2 separate regions of the Homo sapiens genome follow, and region 2 is linked to region 1. A link is an interaction called in ENCODE POLR2A ChIA-PET data of the cell type or tissue named here. Cell type or tissue: HepG2. All regions are shown on one strand. Each heading gives the region's core, and the rest is flanking DNA. Links, peaks and the distances in the headings are about the cores only. Region 1 has its middle 8.4 kb from the start of EVA1A. Region 2 overlaps EVA1A (eva-1 homolog A, regulator of programmed cell death).

Evidence for each region. Peaks named below come from ENCODE experiments on the same cell type or tissue, not always from the same donor. Only the 100,000 strongest peaks of a DNase experiment are listed, where the experiment ranks them.
Region 2: POLR2A ChIA-PET joins it to region 1 with 58 read pairs; 6 of 35 experiments call an interaction of 5 or more read pairs at or near these places.

Annotation. Positions count from the first base shown.
Region 1 is chr2:75,562,617-75,576,036 of GRCh38, forward strand. It overlaps a transcript of EVA1A not described here. Among named protein-coding and RNA genes, the nearest start is that of EVA1A, 8.4 kb to the left of the region's middle. In HepG2, for the core only: a CTCF peak has its summit at 11,672 (motif pointing right); DNase peaks (open chromatin) are centred at 8,575 and 9,005; H3K4me3 peaks cover 1,859 bases.
Region 2 is chr2:75,511,733-75,527,749 of GRCh38, forward strand. EVA1A (eva-1 homolog A, regulator of programmed cell death) reads right to left here. Exons shown (of 4, transcript NM_001135032.2): 2 at 10,633-10,755; 3 at 6,324-6,476. The coding sequence starts at 6,408. It overlaps EVA1A-AS (EVA1A antisense RNA), which reads left to right and starts at 12,336. Exons shown (of 3, transcript NR_110281.1): 1 at 12,336-12,419. RefSeq lists a silencer at 4,830-4,919 and an enhancer at 11,340-12,539. In HepG2, for the core only: no CTCF peak of the experiment used is centred there; DNase peaks (open chromatin) are centred at 4,869, 7,079, 9,959 and 11,019.

The DNA of each region.
Region 1 (13,420 bases), core at 5,052-13,051:
CGACCTCTGTTTCCTTATCTGTAAAAAGAATACATACTTGCCTGACTCCAAATTCCACACTCTGGCATGCAAGGGCCATCATCAGAGCTCCCCCTAACTCTCCAGCTTTCCAGCAGGCATATGGAGAGGCTGTGATGAGAAGCGGGGTTTCCTGATGTAATACTACGTGTGTTAGCCAAGGGCACAGCCCTGTACGAATATCAGAGATCAGAGGTTTGTGTGCCGAGTACAGGAGCACACATACAATCAGTGCTCAGTAAATGTGTGTTGAATGAACTAATTAGTAAAGAAATAAATAGATAGGGCACAGGTGCCAATAGGTGAGCACAGACTTTCTATAGATGGGCCCTAATCTTGAGCCTACTTATTTGCCCCCAGGCTGGAGAAAGGACACCTGGAAGCACTCTGACCCAATCTACCTTTGGATTTAAAAATACTACCACTACTAAGAACTGCTAATATGTGTTGGTACTTAGTACGTGCCAGTCACTGGGCTGTGTCTCACTTATAAACATTGCCTCATTTTATTAAAATGAAGCAGATACTGTTGAACCCCCTACACTTCAACAGATTTCAGGAATCACAGGTATGGAGAGACTAGAGCTGCCATCTAGATTATCTACTTCTGGTTGTGCAGCAGGACAGAAGTGCATCCGTTGCTAGCCTGAGAGCCCCTCTTGGGGTTCCTACGGGTCATTCTCCAGAACATGCATCCCTGCATGAAGGCCAACATTGAGATAAATGACTACTTAAGGATCCTACAGAGGTAGATTCTACCAGGAGCTATGTCAGAGGACCTATGGGTTATGGCTGCACCTTGGAAAGGAACCCCTCAAAGCTACTAACTTCATGCTTGCATGCACACGTGTGTTCATGTGTGTGTGTATGCTTTTAATGAGAGCCTCATAGATACCGAACTCTACGCCAATCCTTTCCACATACATTTCTTTTAATCAACACAGCATCTTGATTGGCTAAGTATTCTTGTTCTGTTATTTTATAAATAAGAAAACTGGAACAACATGAAGATCTGTTCATCTCTGTAGCCCGTTTCTTAAGTATACATTCTATTGCATTGTTGTTCCTGTCTACCACCTCTGCCCACCCCCATTCTATGGAGGCAAGAATCTTCACTTCAAGTCCCATTCGCTTGTTATGGTTACAAGTCATCAAAACTCTCTGTGCCTCATTTTCCTACCCACAAAATAAGTTGTCTTTGATTGCTCTTTTTTGAAGGTACCGTGTGTGGCTTGACACTCTAGGCTGAGAGGAGATGAGGAGAGATAACCCACAGACTGTTAAGAGAAACTGAACACTGGGGTGATTTATTCTAAGATGAGAGGGCCCATTGCTTCATTAATGGCAAAATTATTATAAAAGAGGGAAATAGCTATTTTCCATTTCTAGGGAGACATATTTATGGAACAGTGCCAAATATCAATTAAGACCTTAGGTCAGATGTGAGAAAGGGGCATTAAGCCTCTGCTAGACTAGGGCAAATTCTCAATGGCTACCTTTTGAAGCTCCCTATCCTGGTCTCATAGGGTCTGCTGGATAGACCTTCAGGGTGGAGGTGGTCAGGGAACACAGGAGAGGTTGGAACGCACAGGCTGATACAGGAAGGGCAGAGGAGTAGGGAGTCCATGTGCACAGGCACAGCGTACAGCTCCAGTTCTAACCAGAGATGAAGAATTAGAGGAAGAAAAGGGTTCATCCCAGGAAACTAGGATCTGCAGCTCAGGATCTCAAGTAACCACTTCATGCCCGGTTCTCGGCCCAAGGCTGATAGCTGGGGCTCTCAGTGTGAGCAGCCTTGCAGATGTGGGCAGGTAATGCCAGCAGAGTGCACAGGGCTCCCATGGCGCTGGTGGTCAGAGCAGGGAACCACAATCCGCCCACACTGATGTTGTGGCCAACAGCACATCCAGTTCATGGAAAAAGTCTAGAAGCCAGGGCCCCTTCAGCTAATACAAAGATGTGATAGTTTTAATTCTCAGTGAGTGGAGGCTGTGGCATTCCCTCAGTGGCGCAAATGTCGTGATGACAAGATTTGATAGGAGGATCGTGTTCCACCCATGACACCACTGAGCACCACCGATCAGCTACTGTTAGACAAGACTCTAGCCACATTCCTATTGCTTCTGCTTCCAAAACTCCATCTGCATTTGCATAGCAGTAATTTGATGATTTTACACAAGCTCATTGTGGCAAATATTTACTAGTTTTTGCTTCAAACAGAAATACAACCTCAGACTTTGATTACCCCCATTTTACTGATGAACAAACTAAGGCACAACACCCAAAGGCAGCCAAAAACAAAAACAAACTGAGTCACCAGCTGAGTGAAGGTGAAACCCTTAGACTCCTATGGTTTACCCAAAAATGATGAGCTGCCAAAGGCACCACAAGATGCTTGCAGTGAGAATATGTCCCGATATGTCCTCACCCAAAATCATCTGGCACTATGTAACCCGTGTGTCTATCAATGCAGTTCAGCTTAACTGTCATTTCCTGGAGACTGCTCGCCCTTCACAGAGAACTGTCCTAGACACCATAGGCAACCTTGCTGCACGATACACTCAGCTCTCAGCTGGGGCATGTTCTGAAATCACAAGCTGGGCTCCAGATCAGACCAATTGAATCAGAATCTCTATGAGTAGGGCTTTTTTTTAAACCTTTCCAGATAATTACAATGTGCTGTTAGGATTGAAAGCCACTTCTATAGGAAATGCAGAGACAAATTCCAAACAGTAAGGAGCTCAGTCTAGTAATAGATGATCTTCAAACGTCACCAGGAAAAGGAGAACATCAAAACTGCTCTCCTGTGTGCGGAGTATTAAGACAATGTCAAACAGACAAAAATCCCTGGACTTTTCTCTGCCGTAAGTGACTGAAATCATCCTCATGTGGTAGGATGTGGGGATTTTCCTACCCCACAAGGTAGGAAATCTGGTTTTGTCCCAAGAAAGTACAAATGATTGAAACCAGAATCCTTGCCTTCTTCCACTATGGCACTGCTATTTACAAGAAGCCTTCAAACTTCCAGCTCTTATTAATTCCAGAAGTAGTAAATGATCTCCAGGAGTGATGGAGCAAGGCAGGCATGTAAAGCAAATAATGAAAGACAAAGGAAATTGCCTCATGGCCTGATGAGAGGCTAATGGATGTGCAGACAGAGACACCAATGTGTCACCATTAATGATGTCACTTTAGGAAAATCAGGAGGCCGAAAATTTTTTTTCATGCTTTGCCCTACAGTTATTTCCTATCTATTCATCTTAACAAAAGTGAATTTGAAAAGAAAATGTATACTTGTTTAAAATGTTAGTTTGGAGAAATGAGGACAACCTTTCTCTTTTTCTCTCTCTCTCTTTCTCTCTCTATCTCTCTCTTTCTCCAGTTGTCTCACCTTTGGTATTACATTTCCTGGCAAAGTAATGGGACTTCTGTTAAGGTCCACGGATAGTCATTAACCAAGTGGCATTTACATTCATTCATTCCACGACAGCCTGCTGAAATGAAACTAGTCATTTGATAGTATTAGCTACTAACATCGCCTAGACACCAAAGGTCAAAGAATGCAGTATGCCTTATTTATAGTCCAACCTTTTGCCAAATTTTTATAAGGTCTAATGGATGCATTTAATTGCCAAATAAATCAATGTTGACAGTTATACCCCCTCTGCAGTCCTAGATTCCAGATGTAGACAACCAAATTATAAAAACCCACGTTCTCCAGGCCTTGTCTTTTTTTTCAGAAAGCAAAGTTTTACCTGTACAAAGGAATATGAGAGGATGCCAGGAGCACACGTCAGTCGTTCAAAAGAACTTTTCATGGAACTAAGACCTCTAGGGAATATAAGCCACACAGCTAAGTTTCCACATGTTCTCATCACTTCTCTCACCTTTTTAAATGTAATGTGCCCGAAAAGGATGAAATATTGAGTAAAAAGCAGCAATTAAGTATCCTCTTTATCTGTTCTATTGTGGAGTGGGGGTTTATCTTGTTGAATTATTTCCTCACAGGCCCTAGTCAGAAGAATAGAGATTTAAATACTCCTGGATCAAACACTTTGTCTTGCTTGGGGCAATAGAGTAGAAATCAAAATATTTCTCTAGCCAGTTGCTGCTGCCCAATACAACATTTCTTCTGATTAATGATAGGTTTTTAATCAAAACATATTCACCATTTAAAACATAAACATAGCTTAGTATAAAATTTGCTTCTTTATTTTTTTTTCTATTTTCTATAGGGGAATTCTCATGCCCAGGCTGACACCTCTTCTACATTTTTCATCTTGGCTAACAAGGTTAAATAAGCATAAACAGAACTTAAACAAATCATCCATACACAACACTCTCTTTCTAACCAACAGGAAGCCACTGTAAAATTGAGAGATTTCAATGATAAAAAATGAGACAACGGAACTATGAAAGATGCCTAGAGAAAATGCTAATAGTTGTTCTTTAAGAAAATTCAAGTTAGATCCCAAGTCACAATATACATGGGCCGCAAAAAGTTGTCAATAAGATAAATATTTTTAAAATAAGATAAATCTATTTTTATATTGAAAATACCATTGACTCTCATTATAAAATTGAGATATCACACTACATTTTAATCTCATGACCTGTTTGAAAAATTACCCTGCATGTCTAGAAAACTATACATTTTTAGAGAAAAAGGATACATAAGAGTTTGGAATAAAGTATAAGTTTTGAGTTAAAATAGCTCAACCTCATAGCATACCTGAACTGGACACTGAGCCCTATGTTAGGGTTTCATTATGAGACTGCCTGCAACTCTTCCAAATTCCTCAAAGACTTATTTTCTGTAACTCTGTGAAAGTTGTCAACCTGAGAAATTAAGAGTGATTTGGTTTGAAAGATAAATGGGCAAAACACAGGACAGACAACAAATCATACCGAGCTCTTAATCTCCCTGAAGAGTGTACACTAACCAGAACAGATTATTGAAGGGGTCCCAAATTTCTGAAACCCGCATAGTTCATGCTTTTAATCCATTCTTCCATTCATAGATTTCATGGTTGCAAATTCTAGAACACGGTTTCCTTATGCACAGGTATGCTAGATCTAATCAAACCAACTGGATGGCAATGTGTTCATGTCCCCAGTGCCCAAATCGGAGTGATTTCCATTGCTTAAACCAGTGTCCGCGACCAGCAACCAGTCGGTCTCCTGTGTCTGAACACATCTGATGGAGTTTGGGATCTACTGTAGATGTAAATGAAGAATCTAAGATTTTGATCCTAACAGAAGAAGAGCTAATAAATGAAAGGCTGATTCACTTGCTTCATTTTTAGTCCACACTGGGAATCTGTTAAATTAGCAGGTTTGATTAATGTATTAACAATACAATACTCTTGATTTATTTTAAATGGCTTGCTATACTTCCCAGAAGCATAAGGTTTACTTGTAATGAGATGTGCAGGGCAACAGAGCTTCCTATGACTTCAAACTCCCTGGGCACATGGGAAGTTTGGTCTGGGGGGCTTTTCTCTGTGCCAAAGCCCCTGCTTGCCAGGCCTTTCCTCCTCATCCTTATTTCCTCTTTCCTTCTCTTTAATCTTCCCACTGTCTCCTTCCTCTGCCTTGAACATACCTGAAGCTCCCCCATGTTTATGTTAATAATGTATTATTATTTGATAATGAATAATAAATCATTGTTACCAATCAATAATTATTATTAAATAATTAAGTAAAATTTAATAATTAAAGGATATTGTTTAATATTAAGTAATAATTATTAGATAATAATAAATAAATAATTATTAAATAAACCTTCAAGATTCTGGACCCATTTCTAGATATTGTCCTTTTTTTAATTTTTATTTTATTTTATTATTTTGGGAGTACAGGTGATTTTTGGTTACATAGATAAATTCTTCAGTAGTGATTTCTGAGATGTTAGTGCACCTGTCACCCGGGCAGTATACGCTGTACCCAGTGTGTAGTCTTTTCTCCCTCACCTCCCTTCCAACCTTCCCCCTCAAGTCCCCAAAATTTATTATATTGTTCTATGCCTTTGCATCCTCATAGTTTGGCTCTCATTCATAAGTAAGAGCATACAATATTTGGTTTTCCATTCCTGAGTTACTTCACTTAGAATAATGGCCTCCAGCTCCATTCACATTGCTGTAAAAGACATTATTCTGTTCCTCTTTATGGCTGAGTAGTATTCCATGATGTACATACACCACATTTTCTTTATCCTCTGGTTGGTTGATGAGCACTTAAATATGCAAAGATATGGAACTATGCTTTCACATCTTTGCAATTGCAAATTCTGCTGCTATAAACATGTGTTGCATGTGTCTTTTTCACATAATGACTTCTTTTCCTTTGGGTAGATAACCAGTAGTGGGATTGCTGGATTGAATGGTAGTTCTACTTTTAGAACTTTAAAGAATCTCCGTACTGTTTTCCATATTTACTTTCCCATCAGCAGTGTAAAATTATTCCCCTTTCATCACGTCCATGCCAACATATATTGTTTTTTGACATTTTAATTATTTAATTTTAATTTAATAAATATTTTAATAATTTTTAATTATTTCCAGATACTTTTATTTATACTTCACTCTTTTCATAACCAAACTTCTCAAATAAATGGTATTCACTTGCCTCACTTTCTTAATCCCCTTCAATCCTCAGCTCACGGTAGTCTGGTTTTTGTCCCCAACACGCCACTGAAACTGCCCTCATTAAAGTCCCCCATGGCTGCCTCCTGCTAATGCTCCTCATCTCCCTGCAGTACTTGCTGCTGTAGCCACGTCCTTCTTCACACCCCCTCCTCCTTTCACTTCTGTGCTTCTCCATTTCCTAGATCCCCTCCTACCTTTGTGATCATTCCTCCTCTGTGACCTTCTTTAACTGGCTTTGCTTGGTAACAGACACATCTGTTCGCATCACTAAAATGCTTCAGGGGTTGCCCACCTCTTACAAAATAAAATCAGGTCTCCATAGCATGGGCTGCAACGTCCTTCAGGGTCAGCCGCTACATATCTCTCCCAACCATTCAGTACCAACCCATCTTCTGCTTCAGCCATGTCAACCTTTTTGCAGTTTCACAAACAGGTTATGCTATTTCACGCTCCTGTACCTTTGTACAGAATGTTCTTGACTCCACCCCCATCCTCCACTAAGGAATTCCAGCTCATCTTTTAAGACTGAGGACAAAGGTGAGCAATTCTGGGAAGCTTTGTCTGCCCCCAAACAGAGGCAGCAACCCCACCTGAGTCCTGGGCATCTGTGACACATTTTCACTGTAGAGCTCTGCACCCTGTTACGTCTCCCATATCCGAGTCCTGTGAGGTCAATAGGTTCTTGTTCATCTCTCTGTCTCAGGTTTGCACACTCCACCTACCACATGATTAGGGTGCAAGAAATGCATGCTTCTTTTACTTCTCTAATTTAACATAATTTGCCCTGAGCTTTCTATTCATTTCATAGAAAATTTTAATCTCAGTTATTACTGGGGCATGTCCCCTCCCCAGAGTCAGACGGAAGTCCAGTGTCAGGTAGAGGTGCATGACGCAGAGCATGCAAAGAGACTTTGTCTACCTGGTCACCATATCCAGGCTTGTTTTCCAAAACAGCATGGAACCCTGAGGCAAGTTCTTCTAAGGCTTGGGCCTGGGGATTCTTTTCACAGAGGTTCTCAAGGTCACAGACTTCAATGTTTAGTTATTTCTACCCCAGTGCCACTTTCAGCCCCTCAGCTGCCCTCATTGTTCGTGCTGTTGGAAAGCAAGGTCCAGATGATCATACTTCAAGGGCACCCCAGTGACTCTGTTCTTTCTCTCATTTTCAGAGACTCCCTCAGTCTCCAGTCAGGGTGCACACCTTCAGAAATGCAAAGCTCCCACTCCTGCCCATCACAGAGCAGCATGATTCTCCTCAAGGTGCATAGGGAGCTGAAACAAAAACAGAAATAGGGATGTCTCCTACTGGAAAACCTGTTTTCAGCCCCGCAACGAAACAGCTCTCAAAGACAAGGGCATGACAGGGTCTTGCTACCTTTTTGAGGCAAAGAGTACCCTCAGTGAAGAAACCAAGACATAGGTAAATATCTCGATAAATTGCTCTGCCATAAAACCACCCATGAATTTCTTTAATTTCTTTAATTACTTAATTAAAAGCAGAAATGGCCATGAAAAACACAAATGGAATTGCTCTCCCAAAGAAAGACACCTCTACCTGGCAGCCCTCGCCACTAAGCCTAATCCTCCTTCTCGTTCCTTTCCTAAGGAGGAAGCCCTAAAAGGCCTGGGATTCCCTGTCTGTGGCCCAGGAACACTACTCACATGGCCAAGTTTATTTGAGCTGCTGACTTGAGCTGCTGACTTGGGCTGCTGACGCAGGGTATTTGCAGCAGCTGCACTAACCCACTTTTTCTCATGGATGATTTTAATCTCTTTAATTTTTGCCCAGCCTGTGAGAAAACTGAAAGCGTGGTTGGGAGGGGGCGGGAGATAGAAGTTACAGGTCATGAGCTGAGTGGCAGCTAAATCCTGTGGGAGGAAGCAAATGCAAGTGTAATCCTTTCAGGAAAACAAGTATTACTGGAGAGGAGAAAGCTGCCAATGTAACTTTGTTCCAAGAATAAATAGCACATTTTCCCTCAGTGTTTGCTTTTCTCTCTTTGATCCCCTTGAAGCCCTCTGGAAATGCCTGGCCAGCAATTTTTCTCCCCTCTGAGGCTGGGGAGAAGGAGCCACAAGCACTCACTTGAGATTCCTCAAATGAAGGCATACAGAGGGGCTCCCAGGCAATGCTGGAGCATGAGGCCTGTGGAAGCCCTGGATCCAGACGTCGGTGTGAAGTTTAATTACCACAAATATGCCACGGTGTTTGCAAACATGCAGTCATCATGCCCAGAAGCAGTTAAAAAGGGAATAATAATAGATAGGGTATACATGACTAAAGCCACTGGGAGCCATGGGAGTTTGAAAATGGGAAAGGAAAGGCAAAGCTCAAGTGGGTTAATGTTTAGCTTTGGTCCCAAGCAAAATAAATGCCTGCACACAGTGAGGCTGACAAGAGCATGCCCTCAACACGGGGAGTTTATGGCTCAAGTGCTCTAGAAACCACAGTCCTTAGTTACTCACATAGTTTCCCCTTCTTTTCCCAGATAGTTTTATTCCAAGGGAGTTGCAGGCAGGGCAATGCCAATGAAAGATGAAAGCCGTGCCATCAGATAGACTTGCATTCAGTCTTGGTTCTCCCACTTCCCACTTACTAGTTGTACTAAGCATGACAAGTTAAGTACTCAGCGTCCTCTTCTGTCACATGGGAATAATAATACTTCTCTTACAGGATGGTCATGAAGAATATATGAGATGATGGATGTAAACATTTAGGATCATGCTTGACTCTGAGTGTTCAAATATCAATTCCCTTCCACCACTGCCACCCCATAGCATCATTCAAATCAGAAAACACTTACTAAGCACTGATTCATGGAAAGACTGACTTATAGCAGGCTTATGCAGGAAGCCAAGTATGAAACCCACTCAATAAGAAATGACATTCGAAATGAAGATTCAAGCCTGAAAAGTGCCAAATAACAGGCAAATGTGACGTCATAAAACTGCACATGAGACCCTGATCAATGGCCAGTCCTGACAGTCTGTCTTAGGAATCCCCCAGAGAATTGAGATAGCTAAGTAAAGCTTTGTGGAGAGGGCTGGGCTTGCTTTGGACAGAGCAGCAAGGAACAGCTAGGAAAAGGCAATACACTTATTTGACTTAAGTAGGTACACCTTAAGGGATTTTGGGGAGATATCTGGAAAGGAAATTGGGAAGTTTGGTGAGTTAAAGATGATGAAAAATTCTCCATCACTCTGCCCATTGACAGATAGAGTCTATGTCTCTTCTTGATTCTGGGCAGATTCAGTGGCTGCTTAAAAAATAGTACCTGGCAGGAATGATGCTGTGCCAGTTTCAGACCTAGCCTTGGAGAGAATCAGTAGCTTTTGCTTCCTGCTTCTGGCTACTTCTGCTCTGTAGACACTGCCTCTTAGAATCTAGCCACCATGCTGTGAAAAACCCAAGCCAAATGGAAAAGCCATGTGTGACTCTTCAATCAAAAGCCCAGCTGAGCTCCCAGCCAACAGACAGTAATAAGAACAATCACGTGAGTGATCCATGTTGTATATTCCAACCCAATCAAGCCCCCAGATGACTGAAGTCCCATTTGGAGAAGAAGAACCACCCAACTGATCCCAGTAAACCCACAGAATTTTGAGAGATAATAAAATGTCACCTGCTGTTAGACACAAATTTGGCGGTGGTATATTATACAACACTAGATAACTGACACAGGAAGGGATTCGTGGGAGGCATTGAACATCAAACACCATAGTCTAAATTCATCACCATCATCATAGAAACTATTAGCAAATGATCACTAAATGCCAGACACTATGAGGTAAGTTTTTATAACTTTTAAAATTTAACCTGCTTATAAACCAGGTTAAGTAGGTACTATTATTCATACTTAATAGTCAAGTAAACTAAAATTTAGAAAGGTTTAAAATTTGCTCAAGATTTTACAGCCAGAAAATAGTAGAGATGGAATTCAAGCCAGTTATATTCTGAACACTCTCAAATCTGCCATCTTGTTTCTACAAGGTGAATAAGCAATGGGTGTACTGATAATCTTGACAGATACAAACAACTCTCCAGCTGCAAATTGTCAACCAGTTTGAAAAACCACAAGCTGCCTGGGCTTGTCAAATAATTCCATGCAAAACAATGGCAATAGGTTTAACTCTCATTGTTCAGTGACTATATAGGTATATAAGACAATTTGGGATGAATAAAAATGATGAGTTTATTGAGGAAAATAGAAGCCACTTGTATTAGTTACCTATTTCTGTATAATCACCCCCACAAAAACAAAAACAGTAGCTTATAAAAACAATGATCACTCATTATGTCTCATGGTTTTGATGGATCAGGAATTTAGGAGTGGCTCAACTATGAAGTTCTTAGCTTGGGGTCTCTCAGGAACTTGTAGTCAGTTGTTGGCTGGGGTTTAAGTCATCTGATGACTTGCCTGGAACTGGTCCACTCCAAGGCAGCTCACACCTTCATCTGGCAAGTTGGTGCGTGTTGTTGGTGGGAGGCCCCAGTTCTGCATCAGGTGGGCCTCTCCAGAGGGTTATTTGAGTGTCTTCATGGCTTGACAACTAGCTTCCCACAGAGCAAGTTTTCCAAAAGGCAGAAGCCACAGTGCCTTTTAGAATGTAACCTCAGAAGTCACACATCAACCCTTCCACCTAATTCTATGGATTACCTAGGGTCATCTCTGATTCAATGTGGGAGGGGACTCCACAAAATCATGAATACAAGGAGAAAGCAATCATTAGGGGCCATCTTAGAGACTGGCAACCATACTTCTCTATCTATTCTAAGTACTTTGGCTTTGAAGCTTTAAAGCAGGACATTTGAGGTTTTTATAGGTGTCTGTAGGGCTAAGGAACAAAGATTAAAGAAGTCATTTGGGATGACCCCAGCCTGCATTACCAACCTAAGAAATTCTGAAGCAATCATTTGAAAGCTGTTTCAAATATCAGAACATTTTAGGAAACTCCTACCATCTATCTCAGCCAGCAGCTCTGAAGTGAGAGATTCTCTAGAGGGCACCGCTGGGCTATCTCAGGTTCCCACAGCACCAAAGAAGGTCATTCACAAGGAAGTATCCTGAATCAGCTGCTAAGAACCTTATATCTGCCTTCTGCCTCTGCCTACAAGTACTTCCAGAGAGTGTGGCCTTTCTCACTTCTCTGCCTTTCCCTCTCAGGCAAATCCCTCCCATTGACTGACATCAATTTAAGATCACAAGAAGCAGAAGATTCCAGGAAATGTCATTCCTGGCCTCTTACTGGTGATGCAGGGAGTCTATGGAAGTAGGTGGTGGTGATGCTAAGCTGAGCACAGGTAATCTCGCACAGACTTGGGGGAGTTTCCAGCCAATGAAGCATGTATGTGCTACGCATTTTGGCTTGAAATTCTCCCTCTGCTCCAAAATAGTAATAAACTGTAAATATATAAATGTATATATGAAAATGGAAAAAAGCATTTCCATGAACAAGACAGTAATGAACAGGAGATGAAGCTATGAAGCTATAGATCCCAAAATTGGAAGATATGCTTAGAATTCTACCCCTTTAAGTGGGTCATGTCCTGAAGGGTGATGGGATTTACAAGCACCCTGTGCCTGAGAAATGATCAGAGTGGAGCTCCGTCCTGAAAAGAAGGTTACTGAAAGATGAGGCCACCGGCTAAGGCTATGGCTTGTTCAAATGGCATACTTACGGCCTTATTCCAAGTGATTGTCACTCATCCCTAGTCTGAAAAAGAGAAAGGCCTTATGTGTATCATTTCCTCACTGACATCTACCACTTCCTTATATTAGCTTCATCTTTTTGACCCTCTCCCCAAATTATTTTATTAGACTTGCCAACATATTTTACTGACATTTTTGCTCCTTGTTTTTTACATCCCATTTCTTTCCTGTGAATTTACATCTCCTCTTGCTAAAGTACATCTTTTCGTAACTCCTTCAAGGGTTTATAAAAGGTAAATGCTAATAATTTTTATGTTTCTGAAAATATCTTTATTTTTTCCCCTCTTGTAAAATAATTTGGGTATAAGATTCTAGGTTGACAGTGATATTCCTTCTTAACTTTGAAGATGTTGTTCTATACCTCCTGGCATCTGTTGTTACTAATGAAATGTCTTTTGTTAGTCTAATTGTTCTTTCCTTTTTCTCTATTAACTTTTAAGAATTTCTCTTTATCCTTCTTAGTCTATTAATATTAATTAATTAATATTTCTGATTGTGAGTTTATTTCATTCTGCCCAGCACCCTGTGTGTTCTTATACTCATAAAGCTCATGTTTTACTTTAATTCTAACATGTTATGATTTCTTATAGTATCAATTTTCTGCCATGTGTCATTTCTTTTATTTTGTACTTTTTAATTCCCTATTTAATTTGTGTTGAAAACTTTTACTTGCCTTACATGTCACCTTATTCGTTTTTTAAACAACTTTTTAGCTCTCCGTGTGATTCTCTGTGTGATTTAGAGTTCTGTGTGATTCCTAACAAACTATATCCCAGCTGACCAATTATCTCTAAAGAGTTTCCAATCTAGAGTTTATCCCATGTGTTGATTTATATTTTAAATTTCGGACGATATATTGACATTTCCAAGATTGATGATTCTGTTTTTTTTTTTCTATGCCGGGATTTTTCATGTCCAGGATTCACATCTAAATTGTTTTTGTTTCACAATTCCTTGTACTTTTTAATAGATATTATTCTGTCCTTTTACTTCTGAGATATTGTATTCATTAATTTAATAGCCTATTTTGTAGCGTTTACTATG
Region 2 (16,017 bases), core at 3,122-11,121, 53 kb before region 1:
CCATATTCATTCACTGATTAACTGAGCATCTGATGGGTGCCAGGCACTATTCTACATGCGCAGGATATAGCAGTCAACAAAAGAAACAAAAATCTCTCTTCTCCTAGGAGTTCCAGCAGGGGAGATGATACTAAACAAATAAATAAAATATATAGTATGGTGGATGATGGTAAGGTGATAAGGAGGAAAGAATGGGAAAAATAGGAAGAAGGATATGAAATGCTGAATGTGTGTTTTGGGGAGAAGTGGAGAGTGATGAGCAAAATTTAAGGAGAAGGTGATTTATTTGTTTATTTTAAAATTTTATGGGTACATAGAAGCTACACATATTTATGGGGTACCCAAAGGTGACTTTTGAGAAAAAAAAAACTTAAAGGAAATAGAAGAGTGAGCCAGGCAAATATGCTAAATATTCAAATCATTAAATTAAAATGAGTAATCATTCCATTTACTCTTTCTAACAACCTTGTTAGGAGTTATTAATGAGGTCAGTATTATTAATGATATTATCTTCATTATAAACTATCATATTCTGGTCCCAATGAGTTCCTTACAAACAATTAAAAAAGAAATCTTAAGTCCTCCAATCCAAGTGCTAATATACAGGGAAATAAAACATATGTGGGAGAGTGTGGGTGGGTGCCTAAGCCCATTGATTCGAGGTGGGGTAGATTGAGGAGAGATGACCCTAAGAGAGTTCTGCAGACTGGGAGGGAGTCAGCCAGTCCAGGACTAAAAGGGAGAATTCTTGGAAAAGGAAAAGAGTGTGCAAAAGCAATGAGGTAAGAAAAAACCTGGCAAGTGGTTTAGAATAACTGGAGCAGAGGTCTTGGTCAGAGAGGGTAGTGACTAAATAAAAGCATGGAGTAGTAAAGGTCAGACATTAAAAGCTCTGGTAAGCCACAGAAGGACCTTCAGAGTGGGATGCCTCAAACCATCATCAAGTCCTTTCTTCCTTGCCTGCCTCTGCTCTAGGGCATGCTTTCTCAACCTCAGAACTATTGATGTCTTGGCCCCAATAATTCTTTGTTGCAGGAGATTGTCCTGTGCATTGTAGGATGCTTCTCCACCCATTAGATGCCAGTAGCAGCCTGCACTTCTAAGCTGTGACACCCCAAAATACCTCCAGACATTGCCAGAAGTCCCCTTGCAGAGCAAAATCACACCTGATATGAACTACTGATCTAAAGATTGAAAAAGCTAAAATTCTCATTTTTCCAGCCTCCCTTGCAGCTAGAAATGACCATGTGACACAGTCCTGGCCAATGAAATCTGAGAGGAGATCTACTGGAACCTCCTTCCATTTTCTGCCTTTTTTGATCTTGAATCAGCCTGAACAACAGCAGCCATTTGGCAGCCATGAGATGACAAACACAGAAAAAAGGCTTTGAGAATCACAGAGATATTGGCCCCTACATTTTTTATTGTATATATTTAAGGTGTACAACCTGATGTTTTTCTACACATATGCTTTGTTAAATGATTACTCCAGTCAAGTGCATAAACATGTTCATCACCTTCTTTTTATTTTTTGTGTGGTAAAAGCACCTAAAATCTACTGTCTTAGCAAATTTTCAGTATACTATAAAATATTTTTAACTGTCATCCTCATGCTATACATTAGAACTCTAGACTTATTCATCCCAGAAAACTGCAAGTTTGTATCTTTGGACATACTTCTCATATCTTCCTCCTTGCCCGATAACTACTATTCTACTGTCTGTTTCTATGTATTCAACATTTTTTTTAGGTTTTATGTGTAAGTGAGATCATACAGTATTTTTATTTCTGTCTCTGACTGGGTATATACCCATAGGAAGTGAAATCAGTATCTTTAGAGATATCTGCACTCCATACTCATTGTAGCCCTATTCATAATAGTCAAGAAATGCAGACAACCAAAGTGTCCATCAATGGATGAATAGATTTTAAAAACTGTGGTATATTTACAAAATGAAATATTATTCGGCCTTAACAAAGAAGGAGATACTGCCACTTGTGACAACATGGATAAAGCTGGAATATATTACACTGAGTAAAATAAGCCAGACAGAGAAAGAAAAAGACAGGCCTCTACATGTTTGTGCTAATGAGCCAATGTTAGCAACCACCTACCTCCAGACTTCTTACTATGTGGGTAAGATAACGTCTATGTGTTTAGGCCACCAAGTTGAGGTTTTCATTTTTTGCAGTTGAAAACAATCCTGACTCTTAAACCACACAAAATTGTTTGGATTTTATCCCAGAGATAATGAGAATCCACTAAGGGATGCTAAAAAATAAAAAGAATTGCATCATCACATCCGAATTTTGGAAACATCATTTTGCTACAAAATATAGACTGTGAAACAAGATCATGGAGGCAAGACCACAGCAAATACCATTATGATAAGGCAGGCGAAAACATGATGGGGCTTGGAGCCAGTCAATCAATGATGGTGGGACTAAAGTGGACGCCATACATTTTAAGAGGCAAAATGAATCGACCCAAACCAGTTGGATATGGGCAGTGAAGAAGATGCATCAAAGGTTAAAAATCCTATTTCTGGATTAGGTGATGCCCTAGATGGGTATATAAAAGAAAGAGCATATTTAAAGAGAAGGACAATATTCTATTCTAGGCTGGAGTGAATTTGAAATGCTTATAGCACAACCAAATAGTTATTTTCAGGACACTTAGATAAGAAGCTCAGGAAGTTAGGAAAGACAGAGGTGTGATAATTGTCTACTATATGTATGGTATAATTCAAAATATAATATTTTAATAAAATAACATTTCTTATGAAGTAATATCAATGAATTGTTATTAAAAATACAGTTAAGCAAAAGAAAATTAAAAATACATATACCTTCACCTACAAAAATGTGGTTACCTATACATATGAATATACATATATAAATGGGATTATAATATATATGGTGTGTGGCAACAGGCTTTATTTACCTAGTAGCATGTCATAAACATCTATTTCAATTAATACAAATTTTCCCTAATATTTTACTACATGTATTATAAATAATTCTGAGATCAATCATCCTCACAGTAAAATTTCTGCCTATATCCCTAATTCTTTCCTTAGGAGACATTTCCAGAAGTGGGATTTCTGGCTAGCGTATGTGTTTTTAAGGGCTTTGATGGATATTGTCAAATTATTTTTTAGAGAGGTTGTAGCAATTCACAATTCCATCAGCACGATGTGTAAGTACTCATCTCCCCAGACTTTCTCCAAGACCAAAATTACATACTTAATCAGTCAAGTCTTTGAGAAATGTATAAAATAAAAATGTTAATCGCATTGCAGTTTCCATTTTGCATTTTTCTGCCAGAATTTGAGCTGTTTATGTTTTATTGATAATTTGTATTTCTTCTTTTGCAAACTGTTGATTCTTGTTTTTTGTCCACTTTCCTTTTGGGACACTTTTATTGATTTATAAAAGCTCTTTATTTGTTATAAACTTTAACTCTTCTTCATTAATGTTTCATTTTCCCCTAGTTTGACACTTGTCATTTACTTGTAGGGCCCATTGTGGTAAGCAGATATTTACAATTATTGGAATGGTCAAGGTTTGAAATGTTTGTTGTGAAGAATGGGCACAAGATGTGTCCAGAAGTAAACAGGGAGATTAAGGTATGATGTGAAAAGCTCAGCTGAGATTGGAGACTATGAATTTCTAGTGGCTTCAAATGGCAAATTATACTGGTGTTTGATAACTTGTACAGAGTGAGAAAGGGTCACTTTTCTTAAGTCATCTAATATGAACCCTGGCTAGATTAGAACTGGAAAGTAAAACCAGTCCTTGCCCAAAGAGAAATCCAATCAGAACCTTAGTCCCCTTCTTTTTACATAAAATCCAGAGACCATCAGGCAAAACAAAAACAAAATATCAAATATTTTAAAACTCAACCAGCAGAGGAGCAGTTTGGTCATTCAAACCATTGAGCATTTTCATGTAATTTTAAATGCCTCCTTTTATATAAACCGTATCTGTTTCCAATAAATGATCTTGAGAAGAAAGTCAGCCGTCTTCCTAAAGAGTACAACTTTGAAGTAAAAAAAGGGCGAATATAGACTCTCCCAACTCACGTGCCTTCTTCTGTCTCCATCTCTCCCACAAGGTTACCAAGCACCTTAGACACCCCCCTAACAAAGAACACACACACACACACAAGAAAGTGAGCAGGATTTACTCAGAGTTGGGGTTTCACCTACTGGTTTACTCAGAAGCTACACAAAAGAATAAGGCAGTTATGTGTATTAGCAAATGTGTTGCTGAAATAAGGGACCACGTGGATAGGAGAGGAGGCAACAGATGCACTGGGAGAAAATACGAGGGGCCAGGGGCCCTGCGGGGTTGAAGATCTGATAGAGCAGAATGAGGACATGAGACAGCTACAAGATTAGGACATTTTCCACAATTTTCTTCCATCATACTTTTCATCATTGCTTCCAATCCATTTATTTGATTTTCTTCACTAAAAACAATGGTTATTTGTATCTTGAATATTTAAATACATATTTGAAATTTTCTTTATTAATTTCACTTATAATCAGGGAGTGTTCCCCATTTCAGAATAGATTTTCAGTCACTGAGTCTACACACTGCATCCAAATTTTATTTTAGCCACACTGCTTTTCCATTTCCTTGTGTTTTCTTTTTATCTCAGCCCGTACTTACTTAAAGAAGCATTGTCTTCCTGCATCCCAAGTAGTATTTAATTCATGAGTATGGGGCAGGAAGGAGGAAGTTTGGAGGGGAGAGAAAAACAGGGCCATGTACTTTTCAGCCTTGACAAGATCACAAGACACATGGTAAACACAGGACTATTCAATGAGTTACCACTTTCAGTGGTCACAATTCAGGGTCATGTTGACTGAAATGGAAAATTGCCAGGTACCTCCTGTGCTGATCAGAGATCCGAAGTGCAGTGCTGTTTGCTCTCATGCGAGACATATTTTTGTGACAGCTGATTCACAGGTATCCTTTGGGTCTTTGGAAACTACAGACCCTCTCTGCCAGCCCCACTTCATTTGGGGGATAGCTTCACTACAGAGCTAAGGAAATTATGCTTCAATTGCTTGTGAAAACGATGTCTGAATTTCAAACCTCTCTTCCAGCTCTTGTGTCCTTTCTCTCCAATGTTGCCTTGAAGCAAGAGCAAAGATGAGATTCCTCTAATGGGTGAGTGCCTGGAGAAGGAGGCCCTGGACTTCCTTAACGGGGAAGAGGAGCTGACTGGTGACCTAGGCCTTCACTGATCTAAGAAGGCAGAGCCCTGGACCTGAGGCACAAGCAGACTACATGCTGCAGCTTGCCCAGAACAAGACCCTGAGCAGTCCTTTTTTTTTCTGAAATCAGGTTGCGCGTCATCCAAGATCCTCTTACAAAGAGAAGCCATGAACTTCCTTGGCTCATGGAACCCTCCACTTGGCTCAGAATTGCCACTGTAAATCATAATGTCAGGTTTGCATTTCAACTCTTAGACCACCATGTGTCAACCCTGCCTAGAGAATTAGAAAGTAAAACTAGTCCTCGCCCAAAGGAAATCCAATTGAAACCCTAGTCCCTTCCTTTTTATACAATATATCCAGAGACATCAGGCAAAACAAAACAAAACAAAAACAAAAGAAAAGTATCAAGAAATTAAAAACTCATTCAAGCAACAGAGGAACAGTTTAGTCATTCAAACCAGTGAGCATTTTCATGTATTTTTAAATGACTCCTTTTATATGAACAACATCTGTTTTCAAGAAATGATCTTGAGGAGAAAATCAGCCATCTTACTAAAGAGTGCAACTTTGAACCAACGAAGGGACAAATATCAGACTCTTCCATACTCCGCATGCCTTCTGTCTTCATCTCATCTACAGCTTCGTCAAATACCTCAGAAAGGCCCCAAACACAGAACATATAAACATATACTCTCTCTCCCACACACACAGTCTCACACACAGGCAGCCTGTGTGAGGTTAACTGCATAGAATAACCAGGCTGAGGTACTCCATCAGCCCCCTCCTTGGTCAGAGTTAATGCATAGTGACAGAAGCCAACAGTAGCCCTGGGCCACTTCAATCACTCACTTGAGCAGCTAAACATTTTCTGCAAGACAAAGCTCTTAGAACCCTTCATTTTTCAAATTAGAGAATGACAAGCTTAACTCCCAACCTGGAGACCTTTCATCTCAAAGCTCAGCAAAGCAGAGCAGTAGCTTTGATTACGTAGTGTGTCTTTACTGAGAATAAGGCCAGAGATGGCCACCCAGGAGACAACCTTGGACCCAGCCCCAGACCTCAGTCCTGGCCCAGTGGAAACCAGGCACCTACCTGAGACAAAGGAATAGGCCGCTAGGATGTTGCTGAGCAAAGCCATCTCCACGTGCTCTGGGCTGTGGCTGAGGGGCAGCCTCATGGGACATCCAGAGGGGACCTCCTGGAGGTGCTTGGCTGAATCAACGTGGCCACTCTCCTTCTTCTCTTCTGTTTGGGAACATAAAGTGAGTGATAAGAAACATTCTGCTGTCCTGAGGCCATGTTCCAGGTAGCCTGGACTCCTAAAGACATATTTTTGCAACAGCTGATTTGCAGGTGTCCTTTGGGGCTTTGGAAACTACAGACCCTCTCTGGCCAGCCCCACTTTTTTGGGGGTATAGCTTCACTATAGAGCTAAGGAAATTATCCTTCAATTGCTTGTGAAAACTATGCTTGCAAAAACTAGCCAGGCTCCTAAAGAAAGACCAGCGAGCTCTCCCAGCCAGTGGGGCCACAAAGATTTGGGGTCTTGTGCTCTTTGTTCAAGCGAGCTTCCTGGCTTTCAAGGAAGTAGAAACTCCTTACATCCCTGATTTTCCTGACCTTTCTCCTTTCTCTGCCCTGTATCTTCCTAATTCCCAGTAAACAATTCCCCCTTACCACTTCTGGAACTCTTTATTTGATTCTCCCTGGTTCACCTTTGAGGCACAGCCCATCGGGTTCAAATCATCGTCACATTCATCACTGCGTTTTAACTACAAGCCACAGCCCTCTCCTCTCCTGCTGTGCTTTCCCGGGAGCCTGCACTGATGACACTTGTGTACCTTGATCAGTTTGCCTCATCCCTCAGGTCACTAAATGTGTGCCTTTGGCAGTGGTTCAGAGCTGGCTATCCCAGAACTGCCAAAGCAGTTCTCATTCTAAAATATCTACAGGAATTTGAGAGCTCGAGCTGCTCCCTGCCTCTAGCTCCATGACTCCACCTGTGACTGTGATGGGCCAGTAGAACACACACATGGCCCAGACTGCCCATCCATAGAACCATCCCACCAGGGATCAGAACAGGGACTTGGGATCTCAGTGCTCCAGCCTCTGGCTGGAGGAGCACATCCTCTCCCCAGCTGCTGCAGCACAAGCCTGGCATTAGCATTGCCCAGTTACTCAGCAAAGGCTTTACAGAGAGCTCCTGGGCACGAAGTGGGAGAGAGGTGGCAGAGACCCAATTCGATGCTGCTATGAACTGCTCATGAACAGCTCATTCGATGCTGCTATGAACTCAAGGCAGGCAATTGAGTCACAGAGTGTAGAAGGGTGTCAAGGCTTGGAGAATGAACCTGGGATCTCAGTGGGTCACAGATATGAGTAACATGGGCCACAATTAGAAGGCCTGGAGAGCGGCAGTTCCGTGAGGTAAATAGAATGGGCTATAACAGAACACTCTCTGGCTGGTAGATTTCAGCAGGCTTCAGGAAAGACCAAAACAAGAAAACACCAACCAACTCACAGGCACAAAGAAACAACCATAAAGTCCTTGGAGCGGCCAGAGGCTCTGAGAGTGACAGGAGAAGGAGTGGGAGCTCCAGGGACTTTGAAAAGAGACTGGCTGCTGTTAAGGGACCCTTGAGCCGCTGAGCCAGAACACAGCGCCTCTTTCAACAGTCATTTGTGTTCCTAAAAGGTGGCAACTGGATGATACACGTGAATGGTGAGAGCCATCAAACTGAGTTCAGAGGCTGTTCTACAGATCTGAGGACTTCAAGACCCAGGAAAAGAGTGAAGCTACTGGAATATGTCTGAGTTTGTAGTGAGCCATGTGTATTTCAAAACCATTCCCTCCTTCCTGTCTCCACTAATGTTACCAGATTGCAAGTCTTATCATTTTATTTCTGGGAGTTTTGCAACAATCTCCTACCTGGTCTTTCTGATGATACCTCCTTCCTTCTCAATATAGCACCCATTCTTATTAACAGGGTCATTTTTCTATAGTACAAATATGATCACATCACTCCACAACCCAACTCTAATGAATTTCCATTGACCTCTTAACACAATACACATCCACTTTCACAATATCTGACCTCTGCCTTACCTCCTAATGTATCTCCTATCCAAGCTGACAGTCACACACATATACACACAGATAATAAGAATGCTTAGAGCTTCAACAATACTAGATTACTTTTAGTTCCCCCAAGTAGAGCAAGCTCTTTCACCTCTTCATGCTTTTGGTCACACTCTTCCTGTTGCCTAAATGCCCCCCTTCTCTTCATCTGTCTGGCAAATGTTTCCTATAAGAAAGAATTCAGAAGTTTTATGGCAGTCCCAAAATCTCAATGATGTTTTTGCAGAAATAAAAAAATCCATACTGAAATTCATATGGAATCTCAGGGGACCCCAAACAGTCAAAACAATCTTGAAAATTAACAAAGTTAGACATCTCACTCTTCCTGATTTCAAAACTTATTATAAATCTATAGTAATCAAAACAGTGTAGGCCTAGCATATAAAAACAGACATGTAGCTTAATGGAATAGAATAGAACATCCAAAAATAAACCCTTACATATATATATGTTCAAATTATTTTTGCAAGGGTGCCAAGACCATTCAATGGGAAAAGACTGCCTTTTCAGCAAACGGTGTTGGAAAAACTGGATGTCCACGTGCAAAAGGATGAAGTTGGACCCTTACCTTACACTATATAAAAAATTAACTCAAAATGTGTCAAAGACCTAAATGTAACAGCTAAAAATTTTAGAAGACTGTTAGAAGAAAACAGGGGTAAAGATTCATGACATTGGATTTGACAATGATTTCTTGGATATGACACCAAAAGCACAGGCAACAAAAGTAAAAAAAAAGAAAAGGACTCTATGAAAATTAAAAACTTCTGTGCATCACAGGGCACAACAGAGTAAAAAGGCAACCCACAAAATGGGAGAAAATATTTGCAAATAATATATCTGATAAAGGGTTAATATCCAGACTGCTACCTATCCTAATTCCTAATATCAGAACTCCTACAACTCAACAACTAAAAACAAAGAGCTCAATTTAAAAATGGGCAACAGACTTGAAGCAATATTTCTCCAAAGATATACAAGTAGTCAATAGGCACATGAAAAGATGCTCCACATAACCAAGCATTAATGAAATCAAAATCAAAACCACAATGAAATATCATCTCATACCCGTTAGGATGACTACTATCAAAAATCAGAAAATAAGTATTGGAACCCTTGTGCACTGTTGATGGGAAGGTAAAATTGTGCAGCCACTGTGGAAAATAGGATGACTATTCCTTAAAAAATGTTTAAATAGAATTATTGTATGACCCAGCCATTCCACCTCTGGGTATATACTGAAAGGATTTTAAAGCAGAGACTTGAACAGAATTTGTACACCAATGTTCAGAGCTGCATTATTCACAATAGCCAAAAGGTGGAAGTAACCCAAATGTCCATCCACAGATGGATGAATAAATAAAATGTTGTCTACACATACAATGCAATATTACGCACAGCCTTAAAAAGGAAGGCATAAGCATGGATTAAACTTGAGGACATTAGGCTAAGTGAAATAAGCCAGTCAAAAAGGACAGGTATTATATGATTCCACATGTATGAAGCACCAACAGTGGTCATATTCATAGAGACAGAAAGTAGCGGTTGTCAGGAACAGGAGCAGGGAAAAGATAATTATTGAACAGGGTACAGGGTACAAAGTTTCTGTTTTGCAAGATGAAAAGAGTTCTGGGGAAGGATGATGGTGATGGTTGCACAATAATGTAAATATACTTAATGCCACTGAACTATACACTTAAAAGTAATTTAAGATGACGAATTTTGTTATATGTATTTTACCACAATTTAAAAATTGTGTTGGTGAGGTAAAACAGGGAATTTTGAAGGTTACTTTATTTAAAGAATCTTGCAATCAAATTTTGGTTTTAAGTTAATAAGAATGATGGCAGAGTTATCTTTTAGCGGTATTAAATTTGAAGTCAATAAAATTCTAATTCATATCACATTATGATATGGCTTAATTTTAAGTAAGAGATGTTATTGCATTTATTTTTAAAAATTGGATTGTAAATAAGTGTACTCTACCATATTTATAGATTAACAGGAAAAAGATCGTATGAATAGATGAAAAAATGTATTTGTGTAAAATTTAATAAAAAATTCATGATTTAAGCAAAGGAAAGACCTATTGCAGTGAAGCCCCCTATTAATCTTCCAAATGCCTTTCTTTGGCTATCAAAGTGTCCAAATATTCTTCTAATATTGTGCCTATGATATTGCAATTGGAACTGAGTGTCCCCTGGTATGTCACCCCCATACATAGTGTTCAGGGGGTAATAATCTCATTATCCCTTTAGCTACCTGGGGAGAGGTGGGGTGTCAGGAGCAGAGAAGTTTCTGGTAAGAACAGTTCATCTCTGATGATGTTGGCATCAGCCAGTAGAGGTTCTAAAACTTGTTTGGCCCCAGTTGGCTTCTCAGACTCTGAAAGAAAAAAGAAGCAGCACAAAAACCATCATATACCCAGGAGATCACATCATACCTTAGACCTGGTATGTGTGTGAACCCAGCAGAGAAGCTTTGGTGGCTAGTGTCTGGATCCTTGGAAGGATGAATAGCATCCCCAGAGAGGAGAAAGCCCATTGACAGAGTGTAATCTGGAATTTGAACTAGACAGCCAGATAAACCAGTCTCCCAGGGTCATACCAGAAAGGATGCAAGAGGTAAAAGATCAAAGAAACATGCTTCCTCTCTGCTCCTGTCAGCCAAAATCCACAAAACAGCTAGTGTGGGATGTCCCAATCTGGCCCCTCATCAGTGAAGTTTGCAGGCCAGCCTCTCTGGAACAGGAAGGGAGGGAATTCTGTTTCCTTCTAGCAATGCCCAGATGGGCCATGAAATGAAGTCTCACACAGCTCTGTAGGAACTAGAATCCTGGAAATGCTGATATGTAGATTCCGACACCCTATGCCTTCCTTGCTAAAGTGTCAAGGCCTCTGCTAGGCCCAGGTAGGAAATCTCCTCTCTGTGTCTAGCTTCACTTAGAAGCTTGCAGGAAGAATGAAATCAGTCATGGAGCTCTGAGCATTGAGCTGTCCCCACTTCACGTGTGCACACTCATTCATTCGTCATCATCACACCCTTCCAACTACTGTGGCTTCCGACTTCTGCTTATTGATTACTTTATAGAGACACATCTCAGCTATTTCTTCCCCAAAATGGATTGGTGTCACTATCCTACGTTAATTTTACAGGTCAAGAAAATAAGGGCAAGAAAGAAAAGGAAACTGGAAGCATGGGATGGGTAACTGTCTACAGACTCATGTACCAAAGTGCAGAAGTAGGTCTTTGAGGCCCATTGACCTTCCACTCTACACTGGTGAAAACTATCAGGCACTGACCCTAGGACAGTCACAGGGAGTCTGAAGAGCAAAAGCTCAAATGGAAAAACAGTCCTTATATCACCGGCTGGGGAGAGGATACACATGGCCCCAGAGAAATAACTGAGCTGAGAGAAACCCCGATTTTCTTTGTAGCACTGATAAGCACCTGGGGATGATACATCTAACATGCCAGCCTGCCAGCCACTTGGCTTCCACTGCCCCATCAACCTTCCCCTCCCAACCATCACAGTGAATCATTTCCAGAGATGTATCCTGGACCTTGTCATCACCTGGAAAGGTTTTACCTCTGAATACTGGGTTGTGAACTCCGTAAGGGCAGGGACCATGCCTTAATTCTTATCTTTGTTCTCAGAGTTTCCCACAATAAGTGCATAGAGCTAATGCTCAGGGACTGTTTGCTGGATGAATGACTCACACTGAGAAATCTCACTCTCCAATCGGAACCTCTATCTTACCTCTCTGATGTGGTTTGGCTGTGTCCCCACTGAAATCTCATCTTGTAATATAGTTCCTATAATCCCCAACTGTTGTAGGAGGGACCCAGCTGGGGGGTAATTGAATCATGGGGCAGTTACCCCCATGCTTCTGTTCTCCTAATAGTGGGTGAGTTCTCATGAGATCTGATGGTTTTATAAGGGGCATTTCCCCCTTTTGCTCAGTACTTCTTGATGCTGCCACGTGAAGAAGGACATGTTTGCTTCCCCTTCCACCATGATCCTAAGGCCTCCCCAGCCATACAGAACTGTGAGTCAATTAAACCTCTTTCCTTTATAAATTACCCAGTCACGGGTATATCTTTATTAGCAGCTAGAATCTGCTTTATTAGCTGAGTATATCTTTATTAGCTGAGAATACTGCTATGCACTCTCCATACCTGAATCAAAGTAAACGTGCTCCCCAAGCTCTCTGAGGCTTCTATCTTCTCATCCCCTCCCTGCTCACTCAGTTTATCACTGTCATCCTAGATTCATCTTTTCTCTGCACAGCCTGGCTACTACAACTACACTACATGCTGCTCTCACCAGGACCCTTCTGCTGCCCTCTCCTCAACCTCACGCCTAACTCCCAAAGCACTCCAACCCTCACCTGCTTGCTCTCCTCCCTACAGGCTAGTGCTTCTGAAAAAATATAATCATTCATATTTGCAGCATTGCAAATGCTGAGTTTACAAAATCAATGGAGGCCCCCAGTGCTGCTAGGAAAGCTTACATGTATGTCCCTGACATCTTACTTTCTCACTTTCTCATTCTTCAATCTTCTCATTCCATCTTCTCAGCTTTCCAGAGAAATAGAGGGCACCCTACATGAACTCTAACTTTCCTCCCTTCCATCTCATTCTGACCTTCCTTCCTTCTGTCTCTAAGGAATTTTCACCTGTGCTTTCAAATTATTTCCTCCTTCTTCCTACAGGACATGGTTCCATTAATGAATGATTCTTCTTTGACTTTCCCTTTTCTGGCTGATCTCCATCTCTCTATATAAATAGGTAGGCAGATAGATGGATTGATAGATAGACAGGTAGGTAGATAAATAGATAATATGTATATAGAGTGATTACATATATATGTATAATTCTCTTTCTCAAAATTTTAGTCTTTCATTTTCTCCTCACCTTCTTGCCCCATATACAAAATGCATATATATAAACACACATACATATATACATTCTATACTTATATACATACATATATAAATATACAATGTATATATGTATGTATGCACGCATGTATATATGTATGTGTACATGAATATCTATTGTTCTTTCTCAAATATTTGCTTATTCTTTCCAAATCACTATCTCAATCTCTCTATCTTTTGATCTACTGCCCTTATCTCCTTTTATCTACTATAAACTTACCTAATTTCCCCCACCTTTAAGCAATCTTCCCTTTGCTCAACCTCCACTGTGGTTTCTTATCACCCATTCTACTTCCCTTCACAGCCATACATCTTCATAGGAACTTATATTTCCTCTTTCCATTTCTTCCATCAGTCCCTCCTTGGCCTAAAATATCTGGCTTCCTATCCAGCCTGTCTACCAAAGCATTGTTGGTAAGGTGGCCATAGTGAAACAATCAGCTTTGTGCTTCTAACGATTGCTCCAGCATGGAGACTATGAGCTCCTGGCTGTTGAGGGGGCTCTTGTGTTCCATCCTTCTGCATTTGTGGTAGCTAACACAGTTCCTGGCACATAAGTGCTTTAAAACAAATTCTGTCTCAATGATGGGAGTCAAGGTGTGTGAGGCTAAGATTGTCAGACATGGGCCTTAAAACAGAATGAACAATGTCCTCAATGACACTGATATAACTCCTGAGACCTCAAGAAAAATCTTTGTCTTGATTTGAACATAAAAGGACCAGGGTTAAGAAATGATATGGTCCTAGTCAAGACTTACGTGGTGGTGGCCACAGACCACAGGAATACCAATGCTGTTACAGCAGGGCTCTAACACAGAGCCTGAAGCCTTCACTTAGCACTATGCAGAGGTCAGTACCAAGGGTGGTTCACAAAAAGTTTCTAACTTTAACACACTGTGATGCTGTTTAGCCTGGAGGCTGCCTACCTTCCTATCCCAAGGCAGAGCTTGCTTGTCTTAAATCAATAAATATTTATTAAGCCCCACCAGAACCGTTTATTTAGCAAGCAATCTGCAGCTACTAAGGAATTGAGAATTCTCTGAAGGAAGATCCACATCTTACTCACCTCTGTGCCCAATGATTGACTCATAGTGCTTCCTTTGAATGAATAATCCAGAAATGAGCAAATGTGGTCAGCGATCTACCTACCTGCACTGCAAACAGAATCAAATGTAAATGCGATGTAAATTAAGTGGACAGTTGGGAAAAGAATAATTAATTTCAATAATAAGGTAGCAATGCAGAGGACCCATAAAGACTTCATAGAGAGGTAACATTCAAATTGAATGTTGAGCAACTGCATATTAATTTAACTACTGAGTATTAATTTAATAAGGAATTATACTAATAGTCCACATTTTTTGAGACCTTTCTCTTCAACCAGATAATTTGCTAAGTGCTACTTAATTTAAGTTTCATAACAGTCCCATGAGGTAGATGCTATTATCCTTGTTTTTCAGATGGGAAAACTGAGCTATGGAGAGGTAAAGTTGCCTAAGATCACCTAGCTAGAAAATGGTAAAGTTGGAATTTAAACTTAGTCAGTCCAACTCCAGTGCTCTTAACTTTGAAACTATACTTTGCTAGAGTAAAGAAAAGCACTGGAGACAGAAGGAAGAGCAGGAGCTAAAGTACACGACACATCTTTAGCACAGGAGCAAAGGGATAGGCAGAGAAATTGAACAGAAGTCAAAGCTGCAAAGGCAAAGATGGAATTGCATTTTGGTGGATCTGCAGTGCCTTACAGAGGTTGAGCTTTATTTTATGGACAGTAAATAATATTAACAGGAGAGTGACATGGTCAGTTCTGCCTTGTAGGAAGAAAACACTGGCAGAAGTGTGCAGGATGTGTTGGAGAAGCCAGAGATGGTCTGAAAGACTTGTTGGGGGTTCAACTCAGTAGTCCAGGTAAAGGATAATGCACACTAAGAACCAAGGAGATGAGGTAGCTGAAGAAGCCAGCAATCCAGAAACCCAACACAACTGGTGCAGACAAACAGACTCCCAACAAATGCCTGCTCTCTCTAGCCAGAGGACCAGGAAAGGAGTGTTCTAGCAAGACAGAAAACTCTTAGACAATAGCCACTCTACTTTAGCCAAACATCATTTTAAAAAACAAAAAACCCATGGCCTCATCCACACCCACACCCACACCAGCAAAGCCTGGGTAGATAGCCTAGACTTTCACCCTTAAGAGACCATAGCAAGAAACTCCAACACCCTTGCCAGAGTGATGTCAGAGAAGGCACAAGGGGAGAGATGAGACTTTCATCTGAGATTGCTAGTAATGAGCTACCTTCCCTGGCAATATCAGTAAGGACTACATGGGAAGCCTGGACATCCGCCCCCTCCTAGAAATAACTAGATCCTCCTCCCCCTCCCCCTCTCCACTGGGGTGTCAGAGGCAGCCTAGTCAGGACTCTCATCACTACCAGTGGTTACGAGCCCCACATCTGTGGAGACCACATGGGATCCAGAACTCCCATCCCCATCCAGCAGTAAGGAGGAGTCAATCAATTGATGTGAACCCTAAGATGATAGGGATAATAGAATTATCTGGCAAAGATTTTTAAACACCATGATTTTAAAAATACTTCAACAAGCAATTATGCACATGCTTAAAACAAATAAAGAAATTAAAAGCCTCAGCAAAGAAATAAAAAGTCTCTGCAAATAAAGAGAAGATATAAGGAAAAAATAGAAT